Regions from separate parts of the Homo sapiens genome. Here region 1 is linked to region 2. The links are chromatin contacts, found by Hi-C or POLR2A ChIA-PET in ENCODE. All regions are on one chromosome and are shown on one strand. Each heading gives the region's core, a stretch centred on a gene start or an enhancer-like site at or near the end of the contact. The rest is flanking DNA. Distances are from core to core; before and after follow the strand shown.

The links. A loop is a pair of places that touch in the nucleus more often than their neighbours do. ChIA-PET counts read pairs that join two places held with the same protein, here RNA polymerase II (POLR2A). Pooled maps may share reads with other maps.
Region 1: a loop to region 2 is called in a map of OCI-LY7, with 2.9 times the contacts of the local background. The contact joins two enhancer-like sites. A Hi-C loop is called at or near these places in 1 of 168 maps with a recorded cell type or tissue (OCI-LY7), 19 of 37 single-sample maps with no recorded cell type and 6 of 50 pooled maps. POLR2A ChIA-PET finds 5 or more read pairs at or near these places in 1 of 52 experiments (GM12878).

What each region holds. Positions count from the first base shown.
Region 1 is chr1:173,411,974-173,414,777 of GRCh38, forward strand. All of the region lies in intron 2 of LOC100506023 (a long non-coding RNA gene), which reads right to left. It also overlaps a transcript of TNFSF4 not described here. Among named protein-coding and RNA genes, the nearest start is that of PRDX6-AS1, 48 kb to the right of the region's middle. RefSeq lists enhancers at 1,831-1,880, 2,461-2,620, 2,681-2,730. Within about 2 kb of position 1,383, at least 4 of the 41 ENCODE cell types and tissues checked have a DNase peak (open chromatin) inside an H3K27ac peak, as active enhancers do; they include GM12878 and OCI-LY7, where a contact is called at or near this core.
Region 2 is chr1:173,019,260-173,022,038 of GRCh38, forward strand. No RefSeq gene overlaps it. Among named protein-coding and RNA genes, the nearest start is that of TNFSF18, 30 kb to the right of the region's middle. Within about 2 kb of position 1,257, at least 4 of the 41 ENCODE cell types and tissues checked have a DNase peak (open chromatin) inside an H3K27ac peak, as active enhancers do; they include GM12878 and OCI-LY7, where a contact is called at or near this core.

The DNA of each region.
Region 1 (2,804 bases), core at 133-2,632, 390 kb after region 2:
CTGGGTATGGTGGTGGGCGCTTGTAATCCCAGCTACTCAGGAGGCTAAGGCAGAATTGCTTGAACCTGGGAGGCGGAGGTTGCAGTGAGCTGAGATTGCGCCATTGCACTCCAGCCTGGCAACAGAGCAAGATTCCATCTCAAGAAAAAAAAAAAAAAAAAGGAAATAGTTAAAGGAATCTCTTCTGAGGTCAACTGCCCCATGTCTCATCCACTTGGCCTGCCTCTGATTTCAGCCACAACTATAGTAAATAGACAGTGCCTGCAAAGCTCAGACTCACCCTGTGACAGTGCCCCATCTCAAGGCCAGCCCTACAAGTCTATCTGCTTTCTGTCTTCGTTTCTGGCTCAGCCTCACTGCCTCACAATCTCAAATGCAACAAAAACATTTTACTTCTTCGTCCTTCAAAGTCATTAACTTGCGCATGATCTCAGAGTGTGCAAAGATTTTCTAAACAGAACAAATTAAAAGCATTAAAAGATTTTCTAAATAGAACAAATTAAAAGCATTAACCATAGGAAAGACTAGCGATTTGAACTAATATTCCTAAAAAGACATCGTTAGGAGAGTCAAAACGCAACTATGAGCTAAGAAAATATATTTGCAATATATGTATTTAGCAAAGGACTCATATCCAAAATAAAGAACTGCTGCAAGTCAGTAACAGAAAGATCAACAGCCAGCCACCAAAGATTACATATTATTCCATTCATATAGAATTTAAAAATGGGTAAAATTTCCATTAATGGTAACAGAAGTCGGAATAGTGATTATCTTTGAGTGGAGTATTACAGAGAAGGACTACAAGGGGAGGTGCTGGGCTGATGGAAATGATCAGTATCTCAATCTCAGTAATGATTCCACAGATGTATACAACGGATTTTATGTAAAATTCATCAAGTTGTATACTTTGTACACTTTGCAACAGATAAGTTTGAGTTCAATAAAAAAGGGGGTGGGAATCGAGGCTGTTTAGGTCACATACTCACTCCTGCATCCAAGGGAATAGTGTGTTGATTGGCTTGGGACGGGGTCCTATGGCCCATCCTGAGGGCTGAGGATGGAGCCCACCCAGACCAAAAATGGACAGAGGAGGGAATCTCCAAGGGGGATTGAAAAGTATTTGCAGAAGATGAGGAAAAAGATGTTCTAAGGGAGACAACTAATTTCTAATGGTCAGGACAGAGGTGGGCCTTACCTTTAGCAAGTGGAGCTGGAAAATATAGGAGAGAGAGAAAGACAGAGACACAGAGACAGAGAGACAGGGGCAGAGAGATGCAGAGTAACCAGCCGTCGGCTTTCCAATTCTTTGTTCTCACTCCTGTGAGTGAAGCTGCACTTCCTATGTGGGGGTTCTGAAAGGTTTCCCTGTATCTGTGGGGGAACTTGTTATTCTTTTTGACCATCTGGCATTTTGAGCCTGCTTTTAATTGTTTGGGGAAGTTCCCCACCTTATGAATCTTGACAGGAGGCAGAGTTGCCTCCCACTCTCAGTGCTGAAAATGCCAGTGTTCATGATCTAAGCTCAGCCAAGGAGACAGCAGCGCTCCAGAATCACAGAGACCACAGGGCACATCGGTGTGGAGGACTTGGTCATAGAAGAGTCTAGTCCAGCAGTGTCACAGCAGGCCAGTGTTCACAGGGTCAGAGGAGCGAGCAGCAGCAGCCGGCGCCCAGCAGCATAGCCCTGCAGTCCTCACGCCCCATTCTAAGGTGTGACGTTTGGCCCTTTTGCCAGCTGGCAGGCCCCACATCTGATCCTCCATCCTTCCTGCCAATCCTGTACCCCAGTCTATATCCTTTCAATAGTTCCTTTTTGGCCTAAACCAGCCAATCCATGTACACTGCTTGAAACCAGGAATCCTAACTGATAATAACATGCTTTCAGAAAATTCCCCCTTTTAGTTTATACAGAGAAGCAAAGCCTGAATCCAAAAGAATGCTTCTACTGTGTGAATTTTCCACACCATCATATGGTCACAAGGAAGGTGTCTGCTGGCAAAAGACCCTTAACACCCTACAAATCACATGACAGGAGGAAAGGGGGACAAGCCAACGTGTGAATTGCAGTTAGGTCCTCAACTCACCTTATGTTCAGTTCTCATCGTAAACCCACAGGATAGGTATTGTACTAGTGTGCTCAGGCTGCCATCACAAAGTACCACAGACTGGAGGGCTTAAACCACAGACATTTTTATTTTCTCACAGTTCTGGAAGTAAGAAGTCTAAGGTCAAGATGCCAGAAAATTCTGTTTCTGGTAAAACCTCCCTTCCTAGCTTGCAGACGGCCACCTTCTCACTGTGTCTTTGCATGGCCTTTCCTCTGTGTGTGCACAGAGGAAAAGATCTCTGGTATCTCTTCCTCTTCTTACAAGGACACCAGATTAGGGCCCCACCTTCTATGACCTCATTTAACCGTTACCTTCTTGGAGGCCCTGTTTCCAAATACAGTCATACTGCAGGTTAAGTCAATAAATGAATTATTGGGGGACGCAATTCAATCTGTAACAAGTATTGTCTCAATATTGCAAACAAGAAACATGAGGTTAAAGTTCTTGTCCAAGATCTAGATAAAGCCTTGGCACTTTTCAGTCTGCTTATGGTTTTCAGTCTTTCTTATCAAATCTTGGAAATTCAAGCTTCAAAGTATGAAGTAGAAGAAAAGTATGGTGTATCATAGAGCAGTGAGAAATGAATGAACCTGAGATGAAGCCAGTGTGACTGTCTGCCAGTCAGCCCTGGAGCGAGGGGATGGAATAACCCAGATATATCCACTGGCTCCTCTCCAAGCTTCAGCCATGCCA
Region 2 (2,779 bases), core at 7-2,506:
AGAGATTAGGGATTAATTTTCTTTATTTAAAATATTTTCAACTCCATAGTTCTGATTTGAATCAGTCTGTCTATCCTAGCAGATGTAGCTTCTTGAGGAAGTCACAATATCTTAGAAATCTTCACATCATCTTTGGTGCCTACCTGTGCTTTGTACATAGAAAAACCTTAATAAATATATGTGCAGTGAAAAAAATTCATGAATGAATGAATAATTCCATATTTTCTTTATATAAAATACATCCAAATGTTTCATCATTATTTTTGTAGTTTAAGTAAAATATAACCTCCAATTCTGTATTTCTAGAGACAATATAATAAAAGGCAACTATTAATAGAACAAGTCATAGAGATTCAAGCTTTTCAACATTTATCTTTTCAAGCACCATGCAAACATACAAGATGCAAATTCATAGAGCGTGAAGAAACTAATTATATACTTGGTTGCTAGAAGGAACTCATTGAAGCTAAAAAAGAAACAAATTTAAGATAAACAGAGAAAAAGCTACCTAAAATAGCTAGTTGTAAACTGATAAAAATATTTTGAAAATCAGCATCTATCAAGCATTTTTTTTTTTTTTTTGAGACAGAGTCTCGCTCTGTTGCCCAGGCTGGAGTGCAGTGGTGTGATCTCGGCTCACTGCAAGCTCCGCCTCCTGGATTCATGCCATTCTCCTGCCTCAGCCTCCCAAGTAGCTGGGACTACAGGTGCCCGCCACCACGCCTGGCTAATTTTGTTTTTTTGTATTTTTAGTAGAGACGGGATTTCACCGTGTTAGCCAAGATGGTCTCAATTTCCTGACCTGGTGATCCACCTGCCTCGGCCTCCCAAAGTGCTGGGATTACAGGGGTGAGCCACCGCACCCGGCCCTATTGAGCTCTTTCTATGTGCCAAACACTGAACTAAGTTTTTTCTGTGTATTATTTTACTTTAATCCTTAAACTACTCTGTACAGTAGAATTAATTATCCTCCCTTGACACATAAGAACACCTATCCCCAGAGAAGGCACACAAATTGCTCAAGCTCACACAAAATATAAATAGCAGAGTCAAGATTTAAACAAGCCTGTCTACATCTAAGCCCATTCTCCTAACGACAGCACACAATTGCCTCCCCAGAGGTGATATAGCCTAGAAAATAACAGATTGTTTTAAATGTCTTAAAAAGACAAGTTATAGAATTAAAAATAGTTAAGTAGCTCATTTTATTGAAAGAAAAATGACCCATTTATACTAAATCAAGGAAAAAGGGTGGTTTGTTAAAAGGATTTACAAGGCCTGAAACAGGAACTGAAATTATGTCAGAAACTAAAGCAGCCCCGAGCGTTGACTGTTTTAAACTTTTTCTTTCGAAAAGCTACGTGGTCTCTTCCTCTCTCTCTCTCCTATTCATATGACAGCCCTTGCTTTCCCCTCACATCAGCTTTATTTTTCCAGCCTATCAACAATTCCATGGCATCATTTCACTTCTTCTTCACTGGAAAATGGTACGTTTTTTTCCTAAGTTCTAGATCAAATTACCAAGAAAAGTAATTAGATTTGTCCAGCTCATTTTGTTGCACAAGGACATGGATCACACTGTGTGTCTCCAGCACTCTGCTGGGAAGAGGATGCCCTGACCAAACATTAATACCTGGCTTTCCAGGCATATGCCTTTTTTCTCCCTTACCCCTGAGGTTACCTGCTCTCTACCACTCCACAATTCTTTTTTTTTTTCCTACAACCAAGTTTCTACAAAGAGTAGTGTAATTTTTTTGTCTCATCTTCCATTTCTCCTTATCTAGTAATTATACTTCCCATTTGTTCTTTAATCATTGATATCTGGATTATGCCCCCAGATGTCACAGAAAATGATCTTGTTTATGTTGTCAAAAATTATCTACCAGCAAAATCCAATTAGCAATGTTCAATCCTCTTAGTATTTGACTTCTTGGAGCCTCTAACATTGTTGACCACTCCTTTATTCTTAATCTCTCACTGTCTGTTTCTGTGGACCTATTATTTTCTTCCAGTTAATGTCATTTGTCCCTGGTTGCTCCTTTACAGGATTTCCTTCCTTTGCCTGTCTTCAAATGTTGGTGATCCCCACGTCTCAGTCATTTGCCCCATTTTCACTTTACCCACTCTCTATAGCGATTTTATCCTTGTCAGTGACTTCACCCAGAAGGCTGTTGACTTTTAAATATTCATCCCATCTCATGCAACTCCTCCTGAGTTCCAGCTGCATACTGGTAAAGCCCACTTGGATATTCTGCAAACATCTGAAACTATACCTTTATAAACCTAAACACATTATCTCATCCACACTAAATTTTCTCCAATTCCTCCTTGCATATTCCCCACCATAAAAACATCACCATCTTCCTCAATATGTCTAAGAAGGTTCTTCCTCTTCTTTATCCCTCACTTTCAATCAATCACTATACTGGTTAAGATTCTGATTACAATTAATAGAAACCAACTTAAGCTAAATGAGTGGAAAAAACGATCTGTCATAAAGGTACAATAATTCTTGCATAATCCAAGGACAAAAATGTACATGGGCCTTATGCATCAGAAACAGTTCAATGGAGTTTCTTCCTGTATGTATTAGTCAAGATTATCCAGAGAAACAGAATCAGTAGGAGATTAGATAGATAGATAGATAGATAGATAGATAGATAGATAGATAGATAGACAGATGATAGATAGATAGGGTAGAAATTGGCTTACAAAATTATGAAGGCTAAGAAGTTCTAATATGGAGGACCAGAAAAGCCAGTGGTATAATTCAGTCCAA